Linked DNA regions of Mus musculus: region 2 is linked to region 1. The links are chromatin loops, found by intact Hi-C in ENCODE. Cell type or tissue: gastrocnemius. All regions are shown on one strand. Each heading gives the region's core, and the rest is flanking DNA. Links, peaks and the distances in the headings are about the cores only.

Region 1 (5,919 bases), core at 522-5,521:
CATCCCCAGCTAAGTTAAACCTTCCTCACTGGGGATGTAGCTCAGCTGAGATAGTATCTGCATAGCATGCACCACGAAGCCCTGGAGTCCATCCCCAGGACACATAAACGTAGGTGGATTTGCATCCCTGTGTGCAGGTAGAGGCAGGAGTTCAAGGTCATCTTCAGCTACACAGAGAGTTTAAGGCCAAGCAGGGATGTTTGAAACTTTGTTTCAAATGGTCCAAACAACAAAGTCAACTTCCTCTTCAAAAAAAAAAATTAGCTTATTGCTTTTACATTAAGCCTCCTCCAAGTTCTCAGGACAGAGACAGAATGAAGTTAGGTTCTTTGCCAGCGTATAACAGAAATGACCCAGATGGCCTAGTTCCCAAATGAGCTTGTATTTCCCTGTGAGACCTCATGATCTTGGTCCCCACGGGCTGTATTTCTCTTAGCATTCTTATCCTCTATATTCTCACCAGAATGGCCTATTAAGCTCTGATTACAGCATCCAAGGGCTTCTGTAGCCCACAGCTCCTTCCACAGACCAGTTTCAAAGGCCTAAGCTGTACATGGTCAGCCGTATCTAAGCAATGGCCCCATTCCTCAGTATTCAGATCTGCACTGGGAAAGGTCCTCTATAGGAACAACACTGACAGAATGTATGTGTGGCATAGAAGAGGAGTCACTAGATGGACTTACACAATAGATAGGGGCCAGGTAGTTTAACTACAGCTCTCTGCATGCTGGAGGGGGCAGAAAGCCTGGTAGCAGATCAGTCCATGAAGCTGGATATCTCAGGAGTCCCAATATGGTACCGGAGGCCTGGAAGATTCCTAAAGAGTCACTAATTCTCGGCTCACATTGGAAGACCAAAGAAGGTAGGGCCCGATGTCAGCAGAGGATGTCAGTTGCAGCAATAGCACACACTCTAGGAGGAAGTGAAGGCAGACAGGCCACACTGCTTTTTCTCTGACTTCTTTACCTCTGGGCCTGTTGGAAGGTATTGCTCACTCTGAGTTAACTTGCCCTCTCGGTTAATCCTCTGTGTGCAGGCCCTGAGGTGAGTCTGCTTGGTGATTCCAGATGCAGTCAAGCTGAGGACACCAGCACAAAGCACCCAGAGATGGACACAGGCGTCTGTATAGACTTCTTGAGGGCAGGTTCTTGGGTTTTGCTCACTTCTGTGGTTTTAGTGTCAAGAACAGTGCTTGGCCCAGAAGATGGGCTTGGTACCTACATGTTTGTTGAATGACTAGCTAGATGTGTGGGGCTGAGTTGCAGGGCAGAAAGAGCACAGAAGTGGGGGTAGTTCTTGAGGCAAGTGTACCCTCAGCTGTTCACTCAGAGCTCTGCCCTGGGCTGAGAATGGAGGCCCCGGGAACAGGGAGAATCTGATGAGAGAGTTTCATTTTCATGTGTCTATGGCACACCAGCTACTTTGCTAATTTACTTGAAGAGAACTCATAGAACCCTCCCCAGGCAATTACCAAGATGTTTTCATCTTTGTGGGCCCGGCGTGAGCATACAGTCTTGTTAAGGATTTGCCAAGTGGGATTTCCTTCGAGGCAGGGCAGCCTCTATTTTACTGAGAAGGTTGGGGGCTCAGAGAGGTTTAGCCTCTAGCCTGAAGTCGTACATCTGGCGTGTCTAATACATGGGCCACTTCACTGTGTGTCTTCTTCCCAAGGACCTTTTGAGAAGGGATCCCCAGGAGAGCTGGAGAGATTGGCAAGGGTCATTGCTGGAGGGGGGGGGGGCTTCTGAAGACAGCAGTGTCTTTCTTTGACCTCAGACCTCTTTGATGGCCTTTTCAGAGTGGTAGCCATAAGGCCAGGCCAAGGCATGGCTTTGGAGGAGATGGCTCAGTTGTTAAGAGTGTGTACTGCTCCTGCAGAGGATCTGAGTTTAGTTCCCAGCGGCAGCTTACACTCACCTGTAATTCTGACTTCACAGGGGTCAATGCCTTGTCTTAGTCTTCATGGTTTATCTACAGTTAAGTGTACACACACACACACACACACACACACACACACACACACAGGAGTTAAATATAAACTCTTTTTAAAAGACATAGCTTTGGAATGACAGGCCTGTTGCTGGCATGCCAAAGCTATTATTATCAGAACTGAGGTCACAAATGCCAGATTTGACATTTCCTTTTGACCCCTGAGACCAGCAGGCAGACACAGCCCAGAAACTATGTAATTGGTCCTAACCCATAGCTGGGGTAAGAAAGGAAGGAGCCCCCTGGAAGACACACGCACACCAGTGCTATGCAGCCCTGGCTGAGGGCCTCCAGCCTGTGTCTGCTCCTGTCTGACCTTGGACTTTCGGGAATGGGGCATCCTCAAACTTCAGATTCTCCACCCATTGTTTAATGTGTTGGTACTGGGCAAAGAGAGAAACTGGGCTTCTGAGGATGGAGATATGAAGGGGAAATTAGTGGCTTCTCTAGGAGGGCTTTAGAATGTGTAGCAACCCCTTCCTCCACAGCAGCCTCTTTAAGCTGGGGTGCAGAGCAGAGGCCTGACTGCAGAAAGGGACCTTGGGAGAGAGGAACCTTTCTTCCTGAGAGGTTGCTCCCAGCAGGGCAGCCTGGCAGGCAGACTCATCAGTACCTAAACCTTTGTTGGGATTCACCTGTTGCTATTTAGGGCCTGCAGAGGGCAGCAGTGACCACACTTAGGCCTCTAGACAGGAGAGGATTAAAGTAGCAAGACAGAGAGAGGTCCAACTGCTTCCCTGGAGCCCAGGACAGAGACGTGACAGTGATTCTGGGACTAGGGCTTGGAGAATCCTGTTCCCAGAGTCGATGGCTCTGAGCTCTTTGTCTAGATAAGGTAATGTGTGGAGGGAGCAGAGTATACAATCTACACTGCTACAGTCTCTTCCTGCAGAGGGCTATGGGTACAGGTTCCAGCAGGCAACACACCCTAAAGCTACACAGTCTCTTCTAAAGGAAGAGGTCATCCTCAGATAGAAGTGAGATACAAAATTCCCAGTGTAATCAACAGAAAGGAAACCGAAGCTAGTTCAGACAATGGAAGAGACTTCATTGGCTCATGTTGTAGGATAGTCCAGAAACTGGGTTTTCCCCCAAGGGCTCCAGCAACATGGTTAGGAGTCTGGTCCTCTCCGTCTTCTGGTTCCATCCTCAGGTTCGTGTTTGGAGGTGGAGAAAATGGCTGCGGGTAGTGTGGGTCTCCCAGGTACCCTGATTAGCCATCCATACAGAGGAAGTAAATCATTGTAAATTTTTCCTAGTAAATTTCAGGGAGAGAGAGAGAGAGAGAGAGAGAGAGAGAGAGAGAGAGAGAGAGAGAGAGAGAGAGAGAGAGAGATCTGGCTTTGCTACTGACACTCCTCTAATGGCAGACTCATTATTTCCGCCAGAGGGTGGGACATTGATTGGCAAGCCTTGGCTATGTGCCATCCCTGAGCGCAAGGTCAGTCCCACTGAACCTCCTTGAGTAAATGTGAAACACTCATACAACAATTTGGGGAACGGGGCTTGATTCTGCAAGGTGGGGGTTATGGTCTCTAGCCCCACTCCCTGGCTTTACCACACACACACACACACACACACACACACACACACACTGTTCTCTCCTTCCCTTTCTAAATAGTAATGACAACCCACAGCCTTTGCTAGTGCCAGCTAGCATCCTAAGCAACTTCTCTGCATTAATTCACGTAACAGACTAGTACTAGTGTTATTCCAGTTTTATAAATGAGGAAGATGTAGAAGCTACTCCAAACTTCACTGCACTGAGGAGCAGCGCCAGGAGGCAAAGCCCGGGCAGTCCTCATACTTTGCTTGGAGGTTGTGTGGAAAGAAAGAGTGTTGAGAAGGAGGACTGGGATCAAGAGCTGGCCAGCTAGCCCTGGCAAACAACTCTTGGAGAAGGATTAGGAGGGACAGTCAGTCAGTAGCTGCATGGTTTGGTCTCCTCCTTGGTGGAGATGGAGTAGTGGGAACTTAGGCACGGGCCAGCAGGGGGCAGCAGGCAAGGCTGTCTTGGCTCCAGCCTGGGAAACTACTTGCGAACCAAAGAAATTCAGAAAGTATCTGAGGTGGACAAGAGGATGCAAGAAAAGACAGAAACCTTCCCAGCCACTTGCGTCGTTGGATGTTTTGTCTAACAGTGCACAGACCCTAACTCCCTTGTTTCCCCTGGTGTTCCCACTCAACAGGTGGGTGTTTGTCTATGAAAAAGGATACCAGACCTCAAGTGGCCTTATCAGCAGTGTGTCAGTGAAACTCAAGGGCTTGGCTGTGACCCAGCTCCAGGGCCTGGGACCCCAGGTCTGGGACGTGGCTGACTATGTCTTCCCAGCACATGTAAGCGGCACCATCCTTCCTCCCATAAGCCCTGGCTTAAGGCTCTTTGAGGGACCAGTCCAGCTTCCTGCTCTCTGGGCCTCAGTCTGCCTTACTGTGCGACTCCACCATGATACCATGGGATGCGGTGTCTGCTGGGTGTTAGGTGGGCTCCAGCGCCCTTCGGGGGTAGTGTCTTACCAATTCTCTCTATCACCCCTCTGCCCTTCACTTCCAGGGGGACAGCTCCTTTGTAGTTATGACCAATTTCATCATGACCCCTCAGCAGGCTCAAGGACATTGTGCAGAGGTGAGGACCCCACCCTTCTGGACCCACAGGGGAGATAACTTAATGGAATCCCTTTGGTCCTTGGTGGTAATGTGGGATGAGTTTTCTGATTGTGGTTATGATGTAATGTTTGACAGAGAGTCATATAAAATAACCCTCAGACACTGATGGTGCTGTTGCGGGGCACTGGGCTTCTCTATCCCAACCTCCACTTCCCTGCCAGTGGACACTGGGACTTGTGAGCTGGGCAGAGATGTAGGACAAATGTGGGAGAAGGAGGCTGTGAGCAGGGGTCTCCTATGGGATATGAGATTTTGCTCCATGTCTACACTGTGGTCCTGGGGGTAGGAGAGGGTCCTCCTTAGGACCACACCACAGGGTCTGGGGCCAGCAGCTCTCCCATCCCCCAGAACCCAGAAGGTGGCATATGCCAAGATGACAGTGGCTGCACTCCAGGAAAAGCAGAAAGGAAAGCCCAAGGTAAGAGCAGCCCCTTCCTGTCACCTCCACAGCCACCTTGCTTGTGTCTGCCTCTCTCTCTGTACCCCACCCCCCACCCAGCTGCTCTCCACTGAGAGAGTCTATGCCACTCTCATCCTGCCTGTCACCTACCCTGAGATGGAAGCCCAGAACGGGGTGGGAACTCAGGGGTTCCTGGCTCCCTACAGGTATTCGCACAGGCAACTGTGTGCCCTTCAATGGCACTGTGAAGACGTGTGAGATCTTTGGCTGGTGTCCTGTAGAGGTGGATGACAAGATCCCAAGGTAACTGATGTCTTCTCCTTCAAGGGAGCTAGAGACAGGGCTCAGGCCCACAGACCTGGCAAGAATGAGTTCCTTATGCTTCTGATCCCACCCCTCAGCCTATCCATGTGGCCCAAGAGTCTTCCTGGTCTAGGAGCCTGTAAGCCCCTGTCCCATCTGTAGCATGGCCACTCCAGCCCCACCACATGTCCTCTGCAGGAGGAACCCTGCGCTCCCTGCTCCCTGCTCCCTCTCCCTGCATAGCTGTTCAGGGCATACAAACACTCTTGGGGAAGGGCATTGATTGAGTGCTGTCTCCCCCAGCCCTGCTCTTCTTCATGAGGCTGAGAACTTCACCCTCTTCATCAAAAACAGCATCAGCTTTCCACGCTTCAAGGTCAACAGGTTTGTGGGAAAGGAGGGCAGAGATGCAGGTGGCTTGACACAGCTGCAGCCGCTCTCAGCGCGCTGTCTCCCTCCCTCCCTCCCGGCTGCTTGGCTGCTTCACTGCTTGCATCCTGGAGGCAGCTTGCTGGCCTGCCTCCTGGAGAGCAGACTTCTCTGGAGGAGAGATACTCTAA
Region 2 (5,919 bases), core at 288-5,287, 110 kb after region 1:
AAGGCCAAAAATTTCATCTCTACCATGATGAGGAACTTCTATGAGAAGTGTTTTGAGGTGGGCTTCCTTGAGGGCTGGGGTCTCCTCACTTATGCACACATCGGTATCTAAGTACCAGCTTCAGAATGGCCCCCCTTCGTTTGCTCATAGCTCTTCAGGTATTATTTTGCTGAGCTCAGCTGGGTGACTCTTCTGTCAGTTTTGCCTGGAGCTACCACACTGCCATAGGTATCTGCCTGCCTGACTAGGGATGGATGGACTGAGATGGCCCTACTCATTTGTAGTAGTCATGAACGTTTCAGTGTCCCAGTACATTTTAATGTCCCACTGGCCAAAGAAAGTGACATGCAGAACCTATAGTCAGTATAGAGGGGTCTTCATGGGGACACAGATCCAGAGAGAAGTCACTCTCCTCTGCCTGTGCCTGCCTGGCTGGAGGCCTCCCTTTGCATTAGTGTCTCCTTGTGTTCAGGGACATCAGAGTAGACAGGTGCTTTCTTCCTGTGCTTCTGGGGCAGAGGTGTCTATATTACAGTCCAATCACTCCCTCCACCCCCTCTGCTCTCCAGTGCAACTTTGCCCTGGTGCAGTATGGGGCCGTGATCCAGACTGAGTTTGATCTTCAAGAGAGCCGGGACATTAACGCCTCCCTTGCCAAAGTTCAGAGCATCGTTCAAGTGAAGGAAGTCACTAAGACCGCCTCAGCCATGCAGCATGTCCTGTGAGTCCAGTGCCTCGGAGAGGCTCTGTGTATAGAGGGATGGCTGGGTGGAACTGTGGGAGGAGGAAGTTAGGGTGCTGAGAAGGGCTGTGGGGATGACTCCCTGTCTTTCTGTAATTCCCTCAAGGGCTTCCTGCTGTTAGATGCTCAGGAGTGCCCAGGAGAAGGCTGCTGGGCTCAGATCCTAGCTGCTCTTGTATGATCTTGGACAAATTACTTAAATTTCTTCTTCTTCTTCTTCTTCTTCTTCTTCTTCTTCTTCTTCTTCTTCTTCTTCTTCTTCTTCTTCTTCTTTTTCTCCTCCCCCTCTCCTCCTCCTCCTCCTCCTCCTCTCCCTTCCTTTTTTTTTTTTTTCTTTTTCGAGACAGGGTTTCTCTGTATAGCCACTGGCTACCCTGGAACTCACTCTGTAGAACAGGTTGGCCTTGAACTCAGAAATCCACCTGCCCCTGCCTCCCAAGTGCTGGGATTAAAGGCATGCGCCACCACTGTGCTTTGCTTCTTCACTTCTAACATGAAGATAACACAAATTGTTGCTTCTTAGGATTTTGTGAGAATTAAATAGTTAAATTATGCACTATATTTATAATAGTGCCTGATGCATAAGGACCTGAAACTAGGCAAGGTGACACATATCCATAATGCCAGCACTCAGGAGGCTGGGAAGTTGTGCCTCAAACCCCAAAAGTGAATTTGAGGACAGATCTTCATAGCCAGTTTCGGGACAGCCAGGGCTACACGGAGAGACCCTGCCTCAAAAAACAAAAACAAAACCCAAAAACCAAAACAGACAAACAAAAGTCAAAACAAACAAACAAACAAAACCCCACAGAACAAACAAGCAAGAAACTCAGAAAATTCAATTTTTTATAGAAGTAAAATTAAAAATTAAATATTGACTGTTCTTTTAACCTAAAATTCCATACTGGGTACACATAAATGGGGCAGACATGGTGCTCTTACAATGTGGAGCAGATGAAGTGTAGCTGTGCAGCTTATGCCTTGCTGTGTGATGCAAATCCGCCCTCTTCCGGGGCAGGGGCTCCTTAACTTTAGCTGATCAGTGAATGAAAACTTACCCAGAGCCTTCCAGACAATTGTCCCCATTCTCTCTCCTGTTAAGAGACAATATCTTCATTCCAAGCCGTGGCTCCAGAAAAAAAGCATTGAAGGTCATGGTGGTACTTACTGATGGTGACATATTTGGGGACCCTCTCAATCTTACGACTGTCATCAACTCCCCAAAGATGCAGGGTGTTGTGCGCTTTGCCATTGGGGTAAGCACTAAGAGCTGGGAGGCAAACCTGACTCTGTATAGACTGGGTAAGGGAGCAGCCCAGTGGAGACTGTGTATCCTATCCAAACCCTCTCTACTCACAGTTACTCCTCTTCTCCTGGCCACCTGCTCTTACAGGCCTCCCTCCTTCTTGGGTCCTACAGAAGGCTCATCCTGAGGTGGGCATAGCTCACTGGCTGAACAGGATGGGGAGAGCCTGTACAAAGGTTCCTAGGGAGACCACTGAGATGAGTCCTGGTAGCTAACATGAACATCTGGCCTAATACACAGGGGAGAGTCATCGGGCTCTGTAGGTGGGGAGGGGATGCTGAGGAGATACAGGTGTGTCAGGAACACATTGCCAAAAGTGGAGCTTTATTGGGAGTGAAGGGCAATGAGCAAGAAAGGAAAGAGGGAGAGGAAGGAAGGAAGAAGGAAGGAAGGAAGGAAGGAAGGAGACGGTGATGGATCACTCACTGACTGGGGTCTTCATGCAGGTGGGTGATGCATTCAAGAATAACAACACTTACAGAGAACTGAAGCTGATTGCCTCAGACCCCAAAGAGGCCCACACTTTCAAGGTGACCAACTACTCAGCTCTGGATGGGCTGCTGAGCAAGCTGCAACAACACATCGTTCATATGGAAGGTGAGGGCTCCCACGGACCTTGTGAGAACGCCCCAGCGTTCAGCAGGACATCCTCCTCGAGACCACCTCCCAGAGACATAAGCTGTTAACCTCTAAAATGGCAATGGCACCCCCAGCCCTGCTCCCCTCCCTGACTCTATGAAGCTCTGCTGAGCCAGTGGTAGAAAAGCAATTAAGACTAGAACAGAATCCCAATAGGCACTTACAGAGGAGGAGACAGAGGCCCAGGCAGACAACGTGATCTGCCCAGGCTCAGCCACAGTACTTACTTAAGCACAACCCAGATCTCTGTTCTCAGCTCAGTGCACTGTTCCTCCAAATAGCATAGCCATCCCTCTGGGGGCCTGGCCCAGCCGGCCCCTCCTAGACGTGCCTTACCCTGCCAGTTGGCACAGCGTTTCACCAGCTTCCTTGGCTTCCAGGTACAGTTGGAGATGCCCTTCAATATCAACTCGCACAGACTGGTTTCAGTGCCCAGATCCTGGACAAGGTTTGTGGCCCACTCAGCACCGGCAGGTTCCCCAAGATGTGCCACTGGGGGCTGGGGGGCTCCTGCTTCATAGTTTCCCTGTGGGAGGAGCCTAGCTTCCCCAGTCTGGACCACCGAGATAGACAAGAGAATAGTGATTTATTATAGGAGGTCACCTTGTGTGCTTAAAGGATTGGGACATTCTTTTAGCTGTATGGACTGAGATTCGGCTTTGGTCGAAGTGTGTCAGGAGAGCCGGGCGGTGGTGGTGCACGCCTTTAATCCCAGCACTCGGGAAGCAGAGGCAGGCAGATTTCTGAGTTCGAGGCCAGCCTGGTCTACAGAGTGAGTTCCAGGACAGCCAGGGCTACACAGAGAAACCCTGTCTCAAAAAAAGAAACAAAACAAAACAAAACAAAACAAAACAAAACAAAACAAAACAAAACAAAACAACGAAGTGTGTCAGGAAAACAAGTGGTTTGATAAAGCTGAAGCTTTGTCCAGTGTGTGGGAGAAGAGGAAGCAGAGGAGGAAGAAGGAGGGGAACAATAGACAGAGCACCCACTAACTGGGGCCTCTGTGCAGGTGAGAGATGCCATCTGCGCATGCACACGCACACACACACACACACACACACACACACACACACACACCACACCACACACACCACACATACTAACAAGCGCCCCCCCCCCCATAGGTTCATGCTGCAGGATACAGTACCTTCACACAGCACAGGGGACAAAGGGGGAGGTTAAGAGTACCATCTTACTCGACCATATGTTCAAAAATGCTCAAAATCTGGGTCCCAGGGTACCTTCTGGAGCTTGGGTTACTCACCGGACTCATGAGAATGGAGCAGAAAACCCAGTATTTGCCAACCCGTCTTCCTTCCTGGCCGCTGAAGACCCTCTTTGTCCAGGAAGTTTTGCTTCTCTGGCCCCTGGGTCCCTCCCACTCACTTGGTGCCCTCTCGGTCCTCTGCAGGGGCAGGTGTTGCTTGGCACTGTGGGGGCCTTTAACTGGTCTGGGGGTGCGCTGCTCTACAGCACACAGAATGGCCGGGGCTGCTTCCTAAACCAGACAGCCAAGGAGGACTCCAGGACTGTACAGTACAGCTACCTAGGTAAGGGCAGGGTGGATGCAGGTGGGACGAGGGTGGGGCCTGGAGGTGGCAAAGAGAAAGGAGCTCTAGGACAGTAGGAGGGTGGGGCGAAGGTGGGGCCTGGATGGGGAAAGTGGAGCCTGGAGGGCAATGAAACCTAGTCAATGGATACGGGAGGGTAGGGCCTGAAGGCTAAGAAGGAGCAAGCCTGTCTTCTGGGTCAGGGGCTAGAAGACAGGCTTGGAAGCTAACCCAGGGACAGGCTGGTGTGCATATTAGGATTCCTAATGGAGACAAGTTATGGCTCACACACCATCAGGCTATCAGACCTTAGCTAGGGACCCTGATATTGAGAATTAGAGATGCAGACAGGGTGGCCTTGGACTCTGAGTAAGAGGAACCAGGGCATCTCTGTTAATAACAGTCATGGGTGCCAGGCAGTGGTGGCACACGCCTTTAATCCCAGCACTTGGGAGGCAGAGGCAGGCAGATTTCTGAGTTTGAGGCCAGCCTGGTCTACAAAGTGAGTTCCAGGACAGCCAGGGCTATACAGAAAAACCCTGTATTGAAAAACAGAAAAACAAAACAACAACAACAAACAATAACAGTCGTGGGTACCCCTCCCCACCCTTCTCCCCAGTCTTCACATACAGAGCTGGTGTGCTGAAGGGGTGCAGTGTACCATGCATGTATGGGGGCACACATGCCACTGTCAGTGCAGAACTGACTTTAGTGGGAACATGTGACTGGGAAAATGGAGTTGAAGGGAAAGACTGGAGGTGGGGAGCAATTGTGTGCATTCACACCACTCTGGCCCCAGGTTACTCCCTTGCGGTGCTACACAAGGCCCACGGCGTCTCTTACGTGGCAGGGGCTCCAAGGCACAAGCTCCGTGGGGCTGTGTTTGAGCTCCGGAAGGAGGACAGAGAGGAGGATGCCTTTGTGCGACGGATAGAAGGAGAGCAGGTACCTCCTGGAGATGTCACCTTTCTACCACCTGAGGTCCTGGAGAGAGGGATGGGACACCCTGAGCAAGGCTCAGGTCTGGGTGTAAATTCAGTGGTTCTCGTGTCTGCTCAGTGGGCTCCCTCTGTAGAGACTCAGCTATTCACCCCTAGTCCCCTGTGACCCCAGAGATCAGACTGATCCGGAACAACCCCAGCTTGGTGCTCCAGGAAGAGCACAAGCAACGGCTGTAGCTGAGGGGAGGGTGGAAGGGGGTCTCGCTATGCTCAGGAGTGCTGAGTTCTTTCTGGGTTGTAGATGGGGTCCTACTTTGGCTCTGTGCTGTGCCCTGTGGATATCGACATGGATGGGACCACAGATTTTCTACTGGTGGCTGCTCCATTTTACCACATCCGTGGAGAAGAAGGCAGAGTCTATGTGTACCAGGTGCCTGAGCAGGTAAGAGTGTTCAGCCTCAAGAGCTTGCTGAGGCTATGCCTGCTTAGGTAGCAGAGGTTGGGTGAACGTGGGCCCTATATCTGCTTGGTGGGAGTGGAAGTGTTCATGGGTGTTCAGCGTGAATGGTGGGTATATGGCTGTCCTCTGTTTCTTACCTGGGTGATTGATGGTAGTAGCATCTGCCACAGTTGCCCCGTAGATGGAACACTTGCTCTGGTCTCACTGTTTCTCACAGCAACTGTGACAGTGGCTCTCACTGTCACATTACAGATGAAGAGGATGGGATTCAGTGAGCT

Evidence for each region. Peaks named below come from ENCODE experiments on the same cell type or tissue, not always from the same donor. Only the 100,000 strongest peaks of a DNase experiment are listed, where the experiment ranks them.
Region 2: it touches region 1 in a loop (2.5-fold over the local background); 13 of 42 quality-filtered maps call a loop at or near these places.

Annotation. Positions count from the first base shown.
Region 1 is chr11:73,003,924-73,009,842 of GRCm38, forward strand. It overlaps P2rx1 (purinergic receptor P2X, ligand-gated ion channel, 1), which reads left to right. Exons shown (of 12, transcript NM_008771.3): 2 at 4,179-4,326; 3 at 4,544-4,615; 4 at 5,005-5,074; 5 at 5,263-5,359; 6 at 5,663-5,743. Among named protein-coding and RNA genes, the nearest start is that of P2rx1, 7.7 kb to the left of the region's middle. In gastrocnemius, for the core only: CTCF peaks have their summits at 2,640 (motif pointing right) and 3,974 (motif pointing right); DNase peaks (open chromatin) are centred at 2,647, 3,426, 3,987, 4,262 and 1 more place.
Region 2 is chr11:73,113,013-73,118,931 of GRCm38, forward strand. It overlaps Itgae (integrin alpha E, epithelial-associated), which reads left to right. Exons shown (of 31, transcript NM_008399.3): 7 at 1-57; 8 at 570-721; 9 at 1,845-1,998; 10 at 2,495-2,645; 11 at 3,068-3,135; 12 at 4,102-4,240; 13 at 5,040-5,185; 14 at 5,483-5,623. Among named protein-coding and RNA genes, the nearest start is that of Haspin, 22 kb to the right of the region's middle. In gastrocnemius, for the core only: no CTCF peak of the experiment used is centred there; a DNase peak (open chromatin) is centred at 3,044.